Linked DNA regions of Mus musculus: region 1 is linked to region 2. Evidence: chromatin loops called from intact Hi-C (ENCODE). Cell type or tissue: gastrocnemius. All regions are shown on one strand. Links, peaks and the distances in the headings refer to the core of each region. The heading gives the core; the rest is flanking DNA. Region 1 has its middle 27 kb from the start of Gm36458. Region 2 holds the start of Fndc1 (fibronectin type III domain containing 1).

The links. A loop is a pair of places that touch in the nucleus more often than their neighbours do. Peaks named below come from ENCODE experiments on the same cell type or tissue, not always from the same donor. Only the 100,000 strongest peaks of a DNase experiment are listed, where the experiment ranks them.
Region 1: it touches region 2 in a loop (7-fold over the local background); 22 of 42 quality-filtered maps call a loop at or near these places.

Annotation. Positions count from the first base shown.
Region 1 is chr17:7,441,009-7,446,384 of GRCm38, reverse strand. No RefSeq gene overlaps it. Among named protein-coding and RNA genes, the nearest start is that of Gm36458, 27 kb to the right of the region's middle. In gastrocnemius, for the core only: a CTCF peak has its summit at 2,381 (motif pointing left); a DNase peak (open chromatin) is centred at 2,376.
Region 2 is chr17:7,823,041-7,828,392 of GRCm38, reverse strand. It overlaps Fndc1 (fibronectin type III domain containing 1), which reads left to right and starts at 1,091. Exons shown (of 21, transcript NM_001081416.2): 1 at 1,091-1,375. The coding sequence starts at 1,276. In gastrocnemius, for the core only: a CTCF peak has its summit at 1,020; DNase peaks (open chromatin) are centred at 544 and 1,073; H3K4me3 peaks cover 3,329 bases; H3K27ac peaks cover 3,287 bases.

The DNA of each region.
Region 1 (5,376 bases), core at 55-5,054, 380 kb after region 2:
GCCATTTGAGCGATGGTAAACCTCTGGACAAAGGAAAAAGACTAAAACCAGATCATTCACCTGCTTATCACACTGCAAATAAAGCCCATCGAGGTTCAGATTACCAGTGAATAGGCTACGTGTAAGCACAGGGTGGGTGTCATCTCCAGACAAGGGCTAAAGTCATGGGCGCTGCCCCAAGACATGAGTTCACAAATCCTTGAGTTTATTTACTAGGTTGACAGAAATGTTCCTCTTAGAACTTCCAAATAAATGTTGAAAGTCCTGAAAAGAACCAGGGCTCATTCTCCCTCCTCATTCTCCTCTCAAACACTCTAAGAGCATGTCCTCACATCAAATATAAAGCAAGCTAAACAATCAGGTTCCAATTGACTTCTCTATCTCCCTCACCTGTCCCCCCAATACACAAGCAGGCACACACACACAAGCAAGCGCACACACACACACCTTGTAAAGCTACATACATAAAGAAACATACTAAAAAATACCAAATTGATTATTTAGGTCTGAATAAACAGGAAATATGGAATACTTATCATAATCTTTTAAAGTTTTATGCATATGAGTATTTGCCTGCATGTATGCCTGTGTACCATGTGTGTGCCTCATATGAGCAGAGGCCAAAAGAACATTACTAGATACACTGAAACTGAAGTTACACATGATTATATTATGCTCTGCCATGTAGATCCCGGGAACCCAATCAGGGTCCCTTACAAGAAGAGTAAATATTCTTTTAACAGATGAACCGTCTCTCCAGAGCTTAGGATACTTTTTTTTTTAAAGATTTATTTATTATTATACCTAAGTTCACTGTAGCTGACTTCAGACACACCAGAAGAGGGTGTCAGATCTCATTACGGGTGGTTGTGAGCCACCATGTGGCTGCTGGGATTTGAACTCAGGACCTTTGGAAGAGCAGTCAGTGCCCTTTATCTGCCGAGCCATCTCACCAGCCCAGGACACTTTTTTTTTAATGAAACTACACTAGCATGTTTTTAGATACAGCCAAGTTTTTTCCATCTTAATTATTATGTTTTTCATTTAGTTTCAATAGTAATTGTTCTAGATAGCTTTAACTGTCAACTCAACACAGCCTATATCACCAGAGAAGGCAGTCCCAGTTGAAGGATTACCTAGATCAGACTGGCCTGTGGGCATGTCTGGGGGAATTGTCTTGATGTTAATTGATGTAGAATCACCCAGCCCACTGTGAGTGGCACCATTTCCTAGGCAGGTATTCTTGGGCTATATAAGAAAGCTAGCTATGTATAAGCCTGTCTTCATGAGCCAAGATCCTCCATGGTTCCTGCTGTGAGTAAATTCTCTGATTAAAGGTAATGTTTCATGAAATAGCAAGGTCTGCCTTTAAGTACCTGCTGGAGTTTCTTCCCTGACTTCCCTAAATGATGGAGTCTGGTGTGGGGGTATAAGCCAAATAAATCCTTTCCTCCCCTAAATTGCATTTGGTCAGAGGGTTTTATTATAGCAGAAAGAAAACCAAAACAGAAATCTAAACTTTTAAATGAGAGTGGATGCAGATAGTTTGAATGCCTGCTTACTATTTAAAGATGGTAAGATGATGTCATTTGTAGGTGTATGTGTGTGGGTTAGTCACGTGACTACCTGACAATACATCATTATTTGGTAGGCTCAGCACAGGTGGACTTAGAGTAAATAAGAAACTATTTTCATCTCAGTGGGTAAAGAATGCCTTGCAGATCACAGAGTATTCTGAACACAGGAAAGTGCTAGAAAGACACACTACCTGGAAGAGAAGCATGTGGCTACCTGAGGAAAAGCAGAAGAGGGTACAAAGAGTGGACGCCAGCTCACTGGTCCACTCATCAGCTGATTAGTTACGCTGGGAGAGCTCATTTGTTCATCTCTCATAATTCTGTTTGTGTTACCTGCTACATCAATTTCATCTTACAGCTGTATGACATGACCGCTCATAGAAGCTTATGCTTTTATAAATTCCTATTAGATATAATAAAAATAAGGTTTAGCCGGGTGTGGTGGCGCATGCCTTTGATCCCAGCACTCAGGAGGCAGAGGCAGGCAGATTTCTGAGTTCAAGGCCAGCCTGGTCTACAGAGTGAGTTCCAGGACAGCCAGGGCTATACAGAGAAACCCTGTCCTGGAAAAAAAAAAAAAAAAAAAAGGAATGTTTCAAAGCAAAAACTAATTTAATAATTTGGTACATTTTTAATGACCAATGCTCAATGAAAAAAAAAACTAAGAAATCTCCAGTAATACCCATTTTCAAAACATATTGGCCTCTTCCAACAAAATGAAGAACATACTGGATTTCTAAATAAATCCTGGGCTAAGGCTATAGCACAAAAATGTAGAAAGCCTGCCCCCTGCTGGTCATGTTTTGGTCTAAGGGAAAAAAAGGACAGACAACTTTAGGGTTTCCATGGGCAAGGGCATCTCAACTGGGAGTGGCACACTCCTGTAATCCCAGCCCCTGGGAGCAGAGGCAAGAGGAAATGAAGTTCCTGGACTATATGAGACCCTGTCCAAAGCAAAGGTTGGGGTTACTTATGGACACCGACCTCCAGACACCAACCTGTGTAGGTTGTTGTAAAACAAGAGAACCAGGTACTGACGCAAAAGTAAACTCTAGAGACTCCAAGTAGAGGGTGGAGGGCTCCTAAATTTTCACATGAGCCCAGAGCACATTCTTCATCAGCACGGTCAAGCAAGGGGATGCATGTGGAAGATGGAAGAAAATAAAACAACTTCTCACTCCTCAGCAAACCCAGCAGAGCACTTCTCCAAACCCATGGAGAAAACAAACTCCTTTCCTAGAGAAAAGAAAAGAAATGGAACACACTAGCCCCTCCACTGAGCAGGTAGGGCTCCATGCGGGCTGAGGCTGGATCTAGGCTGATACACTGTGTGGGGCTCAGCTGGCAGACTTCACACAGAAGCCTTGGGCACTGGCTCACTGCTCCCTCCCGGAAATTAGGTGAACATTTAACCACTTAGCTTTTTTTAAGTTCTAATAATTCTATTTCTATTAAATTAAACAGGTTGCCACCAATCATACTTTTTACTCTGTCCAAATGAATTAAAAACAAAACCAATCAGATGGCTGCTACAGTAGCATTGGAAGAAACCAAAATAGTATAGTTTCAATGGATGGTAGATAATAAACTGGTACAAGGATCTGGGCAACAGACTATCATTACCTGCTAAAAGGAAACAAGCTGTCAAAGGGTCAGCATGGTGGGTAAAGACATCTATCAACAAGCCTGAACAACCTGAGTTCAAACCCCAGGACCTCATGGTAGACAGAGAAGACCAAGGGGGCTTCTAACCTACACACTGAAAGAGAGAGGAAGAAAGAGGGGGGGGGGAGAAAAAGAGAGGAAGGGAGAAAGAGCTAGAGAGGAAAGGAGAAAGGAAGAAAGATAGCAAGACATTGAGAAACTTTAAATTTATTCCGTAGAGAGAGATGCATGGCAGAGCCAAGGGGAGTGACAGAATTGTTTTCTTTCTAAGATTCCTTAGAGAGAGGGGAGACAGTAGGTGTATATTTTTCATAACCTCCCCTCTATCTCACTACCCACCAGAGGTAATGGAAATGGAAAGGAAAGGTTATTTATTAGGATGCAGGGGAAGCAGACCTGTTCAGAAATAGTTCTTTGGGGGTCTTCCAATCTTTGTTGTTCTCAGTCAAGTCCACTAGCAAACAACAAATATGAACCAGCAGCTGCAGTCCAGTCTACTCCGCAGACAACACACATGAATCAGCAAGGGCAGTTCAATCCAGAGGAAACCGAGGCTCACTAATTGGTTCTCTACAGAGGTGGTAGGAAGCCAGAGAAACCTCACAAGAAGTTCTTTGGCAAGTTTCTCTCTAACAAGTGAGGCTCAGAAACACAATGTAAGGCGAACCAATACATGCAGGTTGTCAGCAAAGAACAGTAAGGTGGAGCAGGGCAAACCAATGCTCAAGCTCCCACTGGCTGTGGGGTCATATTTATATTCCTTCAAAACATCCTTCACATGGCTGCCATAGCAAAACATGCTGGGTTTTTGTTGTTGTTGTTTGGTTGTTTTTTTTTTGTTTGGTTTTTTGTTGTTTTTGGTTTTTTGAGACATGGTTTCTCTGTATAGCCCTGGCTGTCCTGGAACTCACTTTGTAGACCAGGCTGGCCTCGAACTCAGAAATCTGCCTGCCTCTGCCTCCCGAGTGCTGGGATCAAAGGCATGCGCCACCACACCCAGCTTAAAACATGCTGTTTTTAAGATTTACTTGTTTTATATATATGAGTACACTGTAGCTGTCTTCAGACACAGCAGAAGAGGACATCAGATCCCATTGCAGATGGTTGTGAGCCACCATGTGGTTGCTGGGAATTGAACTCAGGACCTCTGGAAGAGCAGTCAGTACTCTTAACCACTGAACCAGCTCTCCAACCAGCAAAACATCCTTTCACCTGCATTTACTTAAGCAAAACATCCTTTCATGTGTGCCTCAGCAAAACCATTTGACATGACTAACTTGTCAAAGAAACCAGAAGTTTCCCATTTCAGGGGACTGTGTGATTGGACCCCTGAGTTGGTTTGAAGTAGCTGTCTTCATACTGAAGATCTACACTTCTGGAACACTTCTTTGCTGTGTCTCCTGTATTCTTAGGAGACTGACATATTGCCCCCAAATAAGACTGTGCACTACAAAAGACTATATTATAGCCCCCACCCTGGATTCATATTGACTATGAGGGGTTTTGAATTGAACCCATGCTCCAGCACGGCCGAATCTGGAGAGAAAGTGTTTAAGAGACTAAAGGAGAGTCATAAGAGCATAAGTGCATCAGTCTGATATAACCCGTGACCTCAAACAAATTTGAGAGGGCTGGAGAGGTAGCTCAACAGTTACAAGCACTGGCTGCTGGTTCAGTTCTCACTACACATAGGACAGCACAGTCTCTGTGACTCCAGTTCTAGGAGATCTGAGGCCCCTCAGGCTTCTGAGGGCCCCTGCATACACGTGGTACAAATAAACACATGCAAGCAAAGCACCAATGCACAGAAACTAATCTTTTTAAATAATGTATTTAAAGAGATCCCCCCCTTTCACTCATCTGCTCTCCACTCCCTCCTGCTCTCTGCCCTCCTTTGCTCCCCTCCTCTCTCTGATCTCTTTCTCTCCCCTCTCCTCTTCCTCCTTCCCTCTCTCCTCCCCTCCTTTCTTCCCCCTTTCCCTCTCCTCTCCCCTTCCCCTCTCCTTTCTTCTTTCTTCCCTCTCTCCTCTCCTCCCCTCCCCTTGCCTCTCCCCTTCTTTCTTCTCCCATCCCCTTTGCCCTCTCCTCCTTTCCCCTCCCTTATTCTCCCCACACTCTCATAGCTTCCTCACCT
Region 2 (5,352 bases), core at 353-5,352:
CACTAGAGAGAGAGAGAGAGAGAGAGAGAGAGAGAGAGAGAGAGAGAGGAGTGCGGAAGGAACCTGACACTCTTAAAGGAAGATCAAGCTGGGGACACAAAAGCCAGAGGCCAGACTAACTAGAGCCCTAAGGGGAGAGGCAAGAGCATCTGTTCAATTGTAGAAGGTTCCCGAACTCTAAAGAGGGGATCAGTGGAGAGCCTTCCTGGGGGGGACCTGGAGACTTCACTGCAGGTCACAGTTAGGCAAGAGGTGCCAGCCTGGGCTCAGCGTGTGGATGTCTTGATTTTGTAATTTTTGTTTCCGAATAGAGATTCCGTATTTCAGTACCACCCTTCCAGACTTTGTTTAGCGTCCTGGTCAAGTTTGGGGTTGCTATGTGGGCGAACCGATTCCATGTTCTGTCTGTCCTGTGCCAGTGGCATCAGGTTGGTTTGCAGAGAGCAGCACTCTGCTTCCCTAGCGCGAGTCTTTGTCGCCTGCAAGGACGCTCCTACTCCACTAGTGTCTGAGGCTGGGAGTGGACCAAAACCCAGTCTGTTATCCCGCACAGCGGGATCCCAAGGCGGTGTTTAAATTACAGAAAGGGAGGTCAAATGAGTTCTTGGCAGGGCTTTTTGCGGCGTGCTTAAAGTCAGCTTCTGTTTCAATTGGGATCACAGGCTCCTGCGCAATGACAGCCAGGAGCTCCCTCAGCGAGTACGGCTCCTCATCCTTTCCCAAGAGCTCCGGCTGCGTAGGAAGGATATCGAGAGCCCACAGACCACTGTCATGTGCAGAAAAAGGTGGAGGGTCCTGACCCGGTCCCTGAAGATGAAACTACACAGAGGTTTAAGGAGACAAAGTTCACGCCTCATCTTAGCACCGATTGTTTATAATAGGTCACTTTCCTGGCCAGAGCGTATTAGAGACTTAGACAAAGGGAGGGAACTTTCCTGGTCACTCTTCCTGGTGCAGATTTTTAATTTCACAAAAATCGAATGGGGTTCCGGGACTTGCGCCCCGCCCGCCTCGTGGGGTCTCATCGCGAGCGCGCAGGCAGGGGGCGCCCGAGCGCATCTAAAAGGAGCTGCGGGCAGCGGGTGGCCTCAGTGGCAGAGCGCGGCTGGCCGCGGTGCGTGGCCAGGAGCGGTCGCCTAGGGGCTGCACCGCCGCTCGCACAGGACACCGGACACCCAGCCACGGGCACCCGACGGCGTTGCTCTGCGTTCCTCTCACTGCGGCCCGCGCCCTGCCAGCCACCTACGCTCGGTCCCCGCGCATCCCGGGCTTCCGATGGCCCCCGAGGCCAGGGCGTCCCCGCGCCTGCTGCTCAGGGCGGCACTGCTGCTCCTGGCGGCGCTGCTACCGGTGGCTACCTCAGCAGGACCCCCAGGTACGCGCACGCCTGACTCTGCGGTCGGCTAGGCTGTCCTCTGCCCACCCGCTTGTCACTCTGGGGGACCACTGTCCCACACTGGCTCTGTGTTGCCCGCGTGCGTGTCTTGTCACTAACCTGTGCATCCTCGTGAGTGGAGTCAGGGCGTGCTAGGTGTGGGCACTAGGCACTCTGAGTATGGGAGAAGTGTGGACACGGAACACACAAGAGAACTGGGGACTGAAACTTGTCTAAGTGCCCTGGAGATCCAGGCAAAGGAAAGGAGAAGTGACTTTGGGCATCGCACTGGGGGTGGGGGTGGGAGTCTGGGGGGGATAGAAGTCGGGGGGGGGGGCACTCTCTTTGGTCAGACTCTCCTCCGGGTTGAGGGTGAGCATCTTTCTGTCATCTTCTTCACCTGTCTCGATGTTGGATAAGGTCACTGAGGGAACTCAGATGGAAACTGAGGGGCAGGACTGTACTCCAGGACCAGCAGCAACTGAAGTCCTAAGCTTGGGAACTTTGCAGCTGGAAGAAGACATTTGTCTTTCGAGGAGGGAGAGGGAAGTGGGACCGTCAGTGAGTTCCAGAGAGCCTAACCCACTCCAAAGGCCAGGCTGCAGCCTGGATGGACACTTGCTTTGCACAAGAGGCTTAGCTGACTCTGCTTTCTTGCGTGTTTCACCAGCGTCCAGATGGTTACACAGTAGTGGGCTTTCACGCCTATGTCCTTGGCGTCTTCGTGTCTAGCATGCATGCATTTCCACACTTGGAAACCATGACTTTTGTTTATGGCATCAATTTGTAGGAACCTGAAAAGTGGACTCCCCTTCCCCTTTCTGGTATTATTCAGTGGCAGCAGGGCTGAAAACAACAAAACAAAACAAACTTCTTTTCCAACAGGGGCCACTAGTTTTGCATGCTGGTGTCTGTATTGCGCTCCCCATAAGGATAAAGGGAGAGCGCTTGGTGACCTCTTGGTAGTATCGGGTGCTACGTATTCTGGTGTTGAGTTCCCTTTTTCTAAAAGGGTCATACAGAAGTAGGGGTCCTTTCTCTTCCATTTATGATCTCAAGGCAAGTATTCCCTTCATATTTTATACAATGTCTGACAGAATAAATCTCTTCTAGCCTCCCAGCTTCCCCACCTACAATCCAAAGGCTTCGTTCTTTCTAAGCTCAAGTGTTCCACTCTTTCCAGTGAAAGGGTTCTTGTTACAGAAAGCGATCTGAGAGTGGGGGCCTTGGAAAGTGAGCTTTGTGGTGGTTCCAGCCTCCTTTCTTCCCGTGTCCATGGTCACCTTAGGATGGGTTCTGCTTGTGAACGTGGGAAGGCAGGGCTTGTCGTGCTCCTCATGGGCTCGACAGCATTGTCAGCTGCACTTTCTTTGGCTCTCTGCTCTGCAAATCACTGCACTGTGGAATGTTGGAACTGGGCGGCTTGTTGGCACTTCTCTCTACTGTGTTGACGTGGGATCTGCAGTGAAATGATGACCAGACTGGAAACGGACAGAGGAGACAAGCGCATTTCCAAGTGCCTATTTACTGTACTTAAGTTCAATTAGGGAAGGGAAGAAGTGGACATAGCAGCCTGCAGAAGGCTCCTGTGTCAGGGAAGAAATCACGAAGCAGCATGTAATTTATTCCATGGGCTCCTTGAGGAGCCTTCCTGTCTGTCTGTCTTGCCATTCCCAGTTGCAGCAGCTGCTTGGATTTGCGTCTAGTGGGGCAAAGCCACGGGCAGACGTAACTCATGCTTCCTGCAAGTGGCTACTGTCAGCCCCATTCCTCCTCTTTTGGGTCCAGCATTTCTGGTAAGGCAAATTACCCAGAGCTACGCTGACAGTTAGCACACTGTTGCAGCGCTAGAGGTGTTATTCTTCTTCCAGCACACCTGGAAGATCCCTGCAACTCAGGACAGATTAAAACAGAGCAAAGTAAGCAGGTGATGCCCCTCCCCCACCGCACCCATTCCTGCCATAGGCTACTAGGCAAACATTAAAGAACAGGGGTGCTCCCAGTCTGAAGGCCTGAAACCATCTATGCGTTTACAGTAGACACTCAGGGAGGGCTAGGGATCATCTCTATTTTCTTCTTTAAAGCTAAAGAGCTTTTTAATGAATCTGCAAGGCCAAAGTCATTCTCAAAGTGATATGAGTTCAGTCCCAGCCTCTTTCCTGGGTTGATGTTCACATGAGTGAACAAAAGCTTACTGGGTAATAAATGGTATCTGACAGGGTCCACCGCTTGGAGCCTGAAAATACTAAGAGTTTAACCCCAGGGATAAGCACCTGCGGGACTCCCAGTCAGCACTCGAATGACTTGCTTTATAAGAAGAATGCGGTATTTACTCTAAAAAAAAAAAATCTACAGACAAACTATAGTTGCCTACTTGGATAACTCTCACAATTTTTTTCCCTCCAGAAATGAGCAAACTGAGCCTGATATCTCTCGTTAAGTAACTGCACAAATTTCTTGTCAGTGATGCAACTTGAATTTCTTTCTTTAAAAAAAAAAAAAAATCAAAGAGGCCGGGAGGTGGTGGCGCACACCTTTAGTCCCAGCACTCGGGAGGCAGAGGCAGGAGGATTTCTGAGTTCAAAGCCAGCCTGGTCTACAAAGTGAGTTCCAGGACAGCCTGGGCTATACAGAGAAACCTTGTCTCAAAAAACAAAAAACAAAGCAAAACAAAACAAAAAAAAAAAAAAAAAAACAAAAACAAACAAAATCTAGTGAGGAATTTCAATTTTTAAAAAAAGACTTTATTTATTTATTTTATGTTTATGGGTACACTGTAGCTGTACTGATGGTTGTGAGCCATCGGTGGTTTCTGGGAATGAAGGTTGCTCACTCCAGTCAGTCTGGCTCATTCCAGTCGACCCTGCTCTCTCTGGCCTAAAGATTTCATTTATTATTATATGTAACTACACTGTAGCTGTCTTCAGACAGCACCAGAAGAGGGCATCAGATCTCATTACAGATGGTTGTGAGCCACCATGTGGTTGCTGGGATTTGAACTCAGGACCTTTGGAGGAGCAGTCAGTGCTCTTAACCCCTGAGCCATCTCTCCAGCCTGCAACTTGAGTTTCATAAGTTAAAACTTGAATGCAGCTAAGCTGTCTCTCCCCTGGTAGGCTTGAAATACTTCTCTGTATTAGAAACCTTTTTTATGGCCATGGTGATAGGAATGAACGTGGTTTTGATAGCAATATGAATGAAGATGTGCCTTTAAAATGTCACACGATGAGACATGGTGAATTCAAATAGCGACTACACAAAGTATTACACAGGGATCCGACATGGTGGCATGCATCTGCAATACATCTGCAATGGCTCCTGGAGCAAGATGGGAGGTGGAGATGGGAGAATCACTGCAAATTACGCACAGTTGTGAATCAGGTGCGTGGGGATGCACAGTACAGCAACAGAAGCAAGAGAGACTCCGCCCCAATAAGGTAGAACATGAGAACGGACTTCCAAAGACCATCTCTGGCCTCCGTGTGCAAGTGTGCATTCATATGTGCACATGCAGGGCACATGTGAGAGTACACAGCATCCATGCATATACACACACGCATACATATGTGGGCGCACATACGCATGCATACACACAACCAAACTTTTCACAGGGCCTTATACATGCTAGACACACTGCTCCTGAGCTCCACCCCCCATTATAAACAAATTAATTTTAAATTACCATAATTCCTACTATAGTAGGGAAAGATAGATGACAGACATCCCGTTCAAGTATAACTTTTATGGGAACCTTGCAAGTTTAAAGGTAGAAAGGAATCCAGAGGCCACAGAGTGTTATAGCTCCTGGCATACACAGCTGAATGGAAGTTAGAAGTGCAGATGCCAGGGTCAGAGTCTTAACACCATCACGGCCTCTCTGCTGGCCTTCAGCAGTCCATCTGAGTTTGTGGGTAGATGTGGTCAGTGAGACCCTTTCATCTTTAGAAGCCCTGGGAAACTTTCCTATGACCCAGGCG